Linked DNA regions of Homo sapiens: region 2 is linked to region 1. The links are chromatin contacts, found by Hi-C in ENCODE. All regions are on one chromosome and are shown on one strand. Each heading gives the region's core, a stretch centred on a gene start or an enhancer-like site at or near the end of the contact. The rest is flanking DNA. Distances are from core to core; before and after follow the strand shown.

The links. Hi-C counts contacts between places; a loop is a spot of excess contacts on that map. Pooled maps may share reads with other maps.
Region 2: a loop to region 1 is called in a map of PC-9, with 4 times the contacts of the local background. The contact joins two enhancer-like sites. A Hi-C loop is called at or near these places in 1 of 168 maps with a recorded cell type or tissue (PC-9), 9 of 37 single-sample maps with no recorded cell type and 9 of 50 pooled maps.

Annotation. Positions count from the first base shown.
Region 1 is chr3:149,508,950-149,512,619 of GRCh38, reverse strand. No RefSeq gene overlaps it. Among named protein-coding and RNA genes, the nearest start is that of TM4SF4, 36 kb to the right of the region's middle. RefSeq lists a silencer at 54-153. Within about 2 kb of position 1,344, at least 3 of the 41 ENCODE cell types and tissues checked have a DNase peak (open chromatin) inside an H3K27ac peak, as active enhancers do; they include PC-9, where a contact is called at or near this core.
Region 2 is chr3:150,181,672-150,185,722 of GRCh38, reverse strand. No RefSeq gene overlaps it. Among named protein-coding and RNA genes, the nearest start is that of LINC01213, 55 kb to the left of the region's middle. Within about 2 kb of position 1,427, at least 12 of the 41 ENCODE cell types and tissues checked have a DNase peak (open chromatin) inside an H3K27ac peak, as active enhancers do; they include PC-9, where a contact is called at or near this core.

The DNA of each region.
Region 1 (3,670 bases), core at 95-2,594:
ATGACTTGCATTTATGAGGTTTTTGGAAAATGTTCCTTGATGAGAAAATATTCAAGAAAAATTGGATTATTTAGAAAGATGGGCAAACCTGCTCGCGGAGAAATTATCTGCTTAGTGACCTGTTATCTGCTGCCCTCTAATGGCTGAGCCGAGTCACCATTAGCAGGCGGCAGGTGGCTTTGTCATGGTGTAGTGAGTGACCAGAGCCTGGCTCAGGGGGTGCAGCCGACCAGGGCTGGGAATAGGATGGGGCATTGCTGAAGGGGGAAGGAGAAAGACATGCAGAATACAGACGTGTTTGTTTCCTTCTTTGCACTGACCTATGTGTCCTTTGGTGAGGAGTTCTATGGCTTTTGAGTCAGAATAAAGTTATTAAGTACAAAGAGAAAAAAAAACAAAAAAAACTAAAGTCATTTTCAGAGCAGGGTTCACAGTAGAGTCAATGGCTCACCTGCCTTAGAATTTCCCAAGTTGTTGGTGTAACTGTGAATTTCTCAGACCTCCTGAACCTGAAAGAGACTGAGGTCTGAGACTCTGCATTTGTTCGGTGAGCTTCCATGTGATTCTGGTGCAGTCAAGTTTGACACCTAAGGAGTAATCTCCAATTTTTTTTTTCATCATGGAGCCCCGATGTATGTATGTTTGCTTGTTTATTTTTTAATGTTATAAATTAAATACAAAATGACTGTTCTAGTGTATTGTGTACATTATAAAACATTCACAAAAATGGAAATTTTTAAAGAATAAAAAAATACATTAAAGTTTACATATGAACTTCCCATGCCACATTTTGGATGAGTATAATTTATGATTAAATGTTATGTAACTGATCCTTAGGGTGATTATGATGGCACAACATTCATTTTCCCAAGTTTGTGGCCCCAACATCAATAGGCAGCAGGATTATCTGCAGAGGTTTTATTTCTGCTTCAATAGCATCACGGGAATTCTCTTTCTTCCCCTCTCCCTGTTTTTCTACCTCTCCACAATATTCACATTTGATGCTGGGAAAAGTTGTCATGTTTACTCTCTTTACCAAGCTGATGCTCCTAGTATTGCAATTTCTTGGTAGGAAACTGAGTGTGGACTGGTAAGGGTGTTGGCATCATATAGCCTGCAATGCCCAGGTGCTTAAGCAAACACAAATATACACCCTTGGGACTACTCCAAGACTGAACCAGTTGCAAAATCATCTCCTGTGAAACCCTGCCTAGAAAAAGCTTTCAATGCATAATTAGACTCTAATCTGGCTCTTAATTTTTCTGGGGTCATGGATCTTTAAGAATGCGATGAAATCTTCAGGCTCTCCAAGGCTGGGAAAAAATAATTCATGTGACCGTAGGTACTATTTAAGAGAGTGTAAACACTTCTGCAGTTCTCAAAGTGTGGAATCTGGGCTGGCAGCATTAGCATCATTAAGGAACTTAATAGAAACGTCCAGCAGGGCATGGTGGGGTAGGTCTGTAATCCCAGCATTTAGGAGGCCAGTGTAGGAGGATAGCTTGAGGCCAAGATAGGAGACCAGCCTGGGCAACACAGCAAGGCCCCATCTCTACAAAAAGAAGGAGGCTGGGTGCAGTGGCTCACACCTGTAATCCCAACACTTTGGGAGGCCAAGGCAAGTGGATCACCTGAGGTCAGGAGTTCAAGACCAGCTGGCTAACACGGTGAAACCCTGTTTCTACTAAAAATACAAAAAATTAGCCGGGCGTGGTGGTGTGCACCTGTAATCCCGCTACTCGGGAGGCTGAGGCAGGAGAATCACTTGAACTCATGAGGCGGAGGTTGCAGTGAATGGAGATAGCACCATTGCATTCCAGCTTGGGCAACAAAAGAGAAACTGTCAAAAAAGAAAGAGGAAGAAAGAAAGAAAGAAAAGAAAGAAAGAAAGAGAGAGAGAGAGAAAGAAAGAGAGAGAGGAAGAGAGAAAGAAAGAAAAGAAAGAAGGAAAGGAAGGAAGGAAAGAAAGAAAGAAGGAAAGAAAGAAAGAGGGAGGGAAAAGAAGGAAGGAAGGAAAGAAGAGGAGGGAGGGAAAGAAAGAGAAAGACAGCTAAAGAAAAAGAAAAAGAAAGGAAAAGAAAGAAAAGAAAAGAAAGAAAAAAAAAGAAGCAATACTCGACCCCCAAGCCTACTGAATCAGCAACTCTGGGGTGGGAGCTGGCACTCTGTGTTTAGCAAACCCCCCAGGACTCGAGTTTGAAAACACTCCAGAACAGTTCTCCAACCTGCTTCCTTATTAGAATCACCTGGTGAGTTAAAAATAAAAAGGACTGATGTCTGATGCCTGGCCTCCAAACTCACTTAATTAAATTAATATACCTGGAAGTGGGGCGGGAATGGACACTGGGATTTTTAAAAGCTCTGCAAAGGAGCTAAGCTCTGTAGACCCAGGCTACTTTTCTCTCCTCCTCCTCCTCCTCCTTCTTCTTCTTCCTTTTAGAGACAGGATCTTGTTCTGTTGCTCAGGCTGTAGTACACTGGTGCAGTCATAGCTCACTGCAGCCTCGAACTCCTGGGCTCAAGTGATCCTCCTGCCTCAACCTCCCAAAGTGCTAGGATTACAGGCATGAGCCACTGCGCCTGGCCCCAGGCTACTTATGACAACTCCAAAACCAGAGCATGATAGCACTAAAGAGGAACTTAGCAACAGCCTGACTCAATTGCTCTCATTTACTGAGAAGGAAACTGAGGCCCAAAGAAATGGGGAGGTTTTCCAAGGCTACACCATTGCTGAGTATCACAGTTAGCACCCAGCTCTCCTTCTCTCCCTGCTCCAGGAAAGGCCACACAGGGAAATATTGAAATCAAAGCACTGTGGAAGAAGCCTGGAAAGTTAAGTTATGCAAGTTTAAAAGTAGCCTGGGAGGTTTAGCGGCTGATCATTGACATCAGCCTCCAGGGGATTTTCCCCTTTGGCCCCATCTCATCAGTACTTGCTGCTCCTTTTCATACAGCTTGGTTCCTTGAGCTTCTCCTTGCCTGACCAGTGGAGTGCAGGAGAGCTGTAGTTCCGCCATTGGACGTCTTTGTGTTGACACTTAGGGGGACAGGCAGGACAGCCAGGTGGTGGGGAGCTTGGACTTGAGGTACAGGTGTCCTAGGTTTAATGCCTGTTCTGCCATGACTAGCTCAGTGTCCTTGGCTTGTTGTGCAACCTCTTCAAGCCTCAGTTTCCTCAGCTTTCAAGTAGGGTGATAATAGCACAGCTATCCCTGAAGGACATGTTTGTACCAGAGTGAGAGCTCTTGGTGGGAAGGTGGGCAGGGGAGAAGGGACAGGATCAGCCCATCACAGAAGGCAGAGATCACAGGGAGTTGCCTTTTCTTTTCTTTTAACTCTGAGGATTATAGAAGCCTGTCTCTGCATTCTGGCCTCTTACACACAGACAAAGTAAAACCACTAAATAGAATGACTTGGGAAATAAAAAGCATAGGAATAAGTGCAGGCTGCTATGTGCAGTTCTCTTCATGAGAGGTGCTTTGAGTAATCATATAAAAATACTGATATTGATTATATTTTAGTTGATAGTTTTCCCTAATTCAGGTGAAATGAACAGTAAAAATTATGCCACTAAAAAGAGTAACACTTTGGCCGGGTGCGGTGGCTCACTTCTGTAATCCCAACATTTTGGGAGGCCGAAGCGAGTGGATCACTTGAGGCCAGGAGTTAG
Region 2 (4,051 bases), core at 178-2,677, 670 kb before region 1:
ATAGTGTAGTGCCTCCAGCTTTGTTCTTTTTGCTCATAATTGCCTCTGCTATTCAGGTTTTTGTGGTTCCATATGAAGTTTAGTATTTTTTTCTATTTCTATGAAAAATGACACTGGAATCTTGATAGGGATTGCATTGAATCTGTAGGTTACTTGGACAGTTTTATATTCAGGCAAGGTAGAACAATGGAACAGAGTAGATCATTCTCAAACTCACACACAAATGAACACGATTGATGACAAGGGTGGTACTGTAGAACAGTGGGAAGAGGAGTGTCTTTCCAACAAATAAACCTGGGACAATTGGAAACCCAAATAGGAAAAATAAAACTTGACCACTACCTTCTGTCTAATAAAATGTCAATTCCAGGAGACTAGGCCTAAATGCAAAATGCAAAACAATAAAGATTTGAGAGGTAATATAGGACAATGTCTTCCCTCAGGGTAGGGAAATATTTTTTAAATAAGATACAAAACAAAAATCATAAGAGTTATAAATTGAGTTTCATAAAAATTAAGAACCTCTGTTCCTAAAGAGACACCAATTAAACAAATGAAAAACAAGCCTTGACTGAAGGACTATATCTCAACATATGTAACTAATAAAGGCCTCTTAACCAGAATATATAAAGAATAAGTACAAATAACTAAGAAAAAGGCAGACCTTGGGAAATTGGCCAACAGACTTGAATAAATAATTCTCAAAAGAGGATATCTACATAGACAAGAAACATATGGGAAGTGCTTGACTTCACTAGTAACTAAGAAAATGCCAACTAAAACACCATGAAGTATCCTGACCCCACCCATCAGAATGACAAAAATGAAACTGGCTGACAATACTAACTTTTGCAGATGATAAGGAGCAAAGGGAACCCTCATAGTCTTGATGAGAGTGTAAACTGTTATATTTCCCTTGGAAAGCAGTTAGTCATTGTTTACTGAAGTTGAAGGTATGTGAACCCTATGACCCATCAATTACAAATACTTGCACAAATGTCCCCAAAGTCATAATATACAGGATCCCATTTATGGGCCTCCCCAGATTGCTCTGGACGTTGTCAAGTCCCCAGATCATGATTTTATAACAACAAAGAAGCCTGCGCTCCTGTCCTAGGAGGAAACATTTCATGTGTAGTTACTGATAAGCAAGACCTTAAGATAATTTAGTCTTCTTTCCGTTCCTGGGTTCATTCCCAGACAAAGGTGATGTCAGGCTTGTACTGTGCGCTAAATTCCCACAGCCCAGCGGCTCTGGCTTTTTCGGTAAAATTTTTAGGCGGAAGATAAGGTGCGTTTTTCATTTGGTACTCGCCCTTCAGAAAGGAGCTAACTGTTCAGGATGCCGCTGGTCTTGTTTCGTAACAACGCTAGATGGAGCTCCTTCTTTTCGTTCCTTCTTGACTCTCGCCAGCAGCGTGGGCCCCGCAGTTTCTCACAACCCTGAGCGGGTGCCCTTGCACTTCCCGCAGGACAAGGACGTCGCCGTCCACCACCCAGGAATTAATTCGCGATGTCTTTACTCTGGGGGAGGGTGCAGTGCTCCTTTCCCTCAGGACAGCTAAGAGGCTTAAGGGGTGTTCTAGTCAGCTTCATTCTTCTGCTTCTAGGCAAGCGTGAGATCAAATGATTTCGAACCTACAGTTCACTGCCTTTTCCTTAGAGACGGGAGGGAAGCGGAATCCATGAACTCCCACTTCAGCGACAACCTTGATTATAACCTTCTGAGTAGCAACTATCTCCCCCTAGCATACAAAGAAGGACTCAATACATTTTTTATTGTTTACTGAAAAAATAACATTACATCATCGTAGGGAAAAGGAAGAGAATTAGCAGGAGAAATGAGTAAATGATTGGTCTGTAATCCACATGTACTGGGGTCACTCTGCTCCTGACCAACCTACACCTCCACCCCCACAAAGCTGATAGTAAATTCCTAATGAGAATAGTCTCGGCTTCAGTGTTGCCTCTGCAAGGCAACCATTCATTCTCAAGCAGAGCCTCCATTCATCACCATATCCTCTGCTTTATTTTTCTCATGTATTTATCTGTTCAGTTATTTATTGTCTGTCACTCCATTAGATTGTGAGTTCCCATGGACTTTGTCTATCTAGTTCCAGGCATGGTCCTCATGCTCTGGAATAGTCCTAGGCACATATTGGGTGCTCAATGTTTGTGGAGTGAATGGTCCTGTGATTCCAAGCTCCATCTGGATCCATTTTGTTTATGGGTCTTCTCCTGCCTGTATATGCTGTCTGCATTCCACAGTTTGTCAACTTGTCTGTGGAACTGTAGCCCTTCCTTAGGTGCCCCTGAAAAACCTCCCATAGAAGGTGTCTTTGATGTGAAAACCTCCACTGAAAATTTGGGTAGACAGCGGGAGCTACATAGAGGTGACCAGACAGTCTAACGCTCAACATTCATGTTTCCTGGATTTAACAGTCTCGTCTCCATCCCCATCACTGAGACCATCCATAATGCCCCATCCCGTGGACCCCTCTGGCATCTCAGAGTCTTGCTGTCACCTCTCTCTTTTCATCTCTTTTCCTTTTTTCAACTCTTTTCATACTTTTATGCTGAATAACTCAATTCAACTCTTCCTAGATCCTTCTCTGAGCCCAGGTTTGCCCATCTAAAACCCATCAATGTACTAGCCAAACTACAGAGCAGTCTCCCTTAGAAAACCTAAAGTTCAGAGATAGAACAGTGTTTTCTTATAATAGCGCCCCCTTTTCTTTACAACTAAGATGTTCACCAGTTTATCTGATTCTGTTACTTTACCTTTCTGTCCCCCAAAATAGTTAGAATAAATACCCAGTGTCCTTCCTATCCTCCAACATTTTTAGCTAGAATAAAAGTGATTTAAAAGATGACAGATGGAGACCTTGAGGTAGATAAATAAACCACTAAAAGTATGGAGCCTAAGGCTAAGTGTAGAAGTGGCGAGAGACAGGGAAACTTTCTTTAACCTTGCCTTGATGATTGCCTAAGACGTAGGTGGGGTGTCTGTATTTATTAGCCTAAGATCTGTATTCATAGGTGGGAGGAGTTGAAAAGAGTCATCATTTAGATTCTTGAATTTCCTTTGCTCCCCATAAGCCTCCTCTGGCCTTTCACATGTGTTAAGTAAAACTAGCTGCTGAAACAGATACACCTATAATCTCAGAGATTTAATAAGGTTTATTTTCTATTCACATCAGAGTCCAAGACACATTGTATGGCCTTCCATGTGAACGTTCAGAGGCCCAGGCCCCTTCCACCTTGTGGTTCCTCTTCCTCTTCGTCCTCTCAGTAGCGGGCAGTTAGGGAAAGAGACTGGGAAATACATCTGCTTCTTACCCACTTGGCCATTTACAAAGCTCTTCTGCTCACATTTTATTGGGCGAACCAATTAATTGGCCCATATATGCGTAAAGGTTGATGAGGTTGGGAAATGTAGCCGCTGACTGGCTAGGAAGAACATGGGTTTTTGCAGTCAAATAGCTATGTTTGTCACACCCCTGAAAGCAAATTTTCATCTGGAGATTAGTCTCACGTCGTCGGACTTCTTACCTTTTTCTAGCATCATTTTTTATTGTTTTAAGCATGAGGCCTCTCTCCATCCCGTATAAGCCGCCCAAATGTTTCCCTTTCTCTCAGACTTGCACCCCACTTAACACCTTTCCTATCCCTGAAAAAGTTCATTTATTTGTAGGGGGGCGCATCTATACATTGACCTGTTTCTTGACTCTAGTCTTTCTGTCCTTGGCCAAGACTCTGTCTCTCTGTTTCTGACGCCTCTTCATGAATGCACTGTCGCAGTCTCAGGAGTCCTCAGGGCTCAAAAGAATCCTGATTCCCCCTGCTCAGCCAGGGGCTACATTTCCCAGCCTACCCTATCCATATACCCACTTATGGCTAGTTGGGCGATGTGACTGATTCTTACCAACGGAATGTGAGCAGAAGAGTTCTGTAAAAACCCACAGGGTTATGAAGCAGATGTGGATGGACACGGTGGCTCGCGCCTGTAATCCCAGCACTTTGGAAGGCCGAGGCGGGCGGATCATCTGAG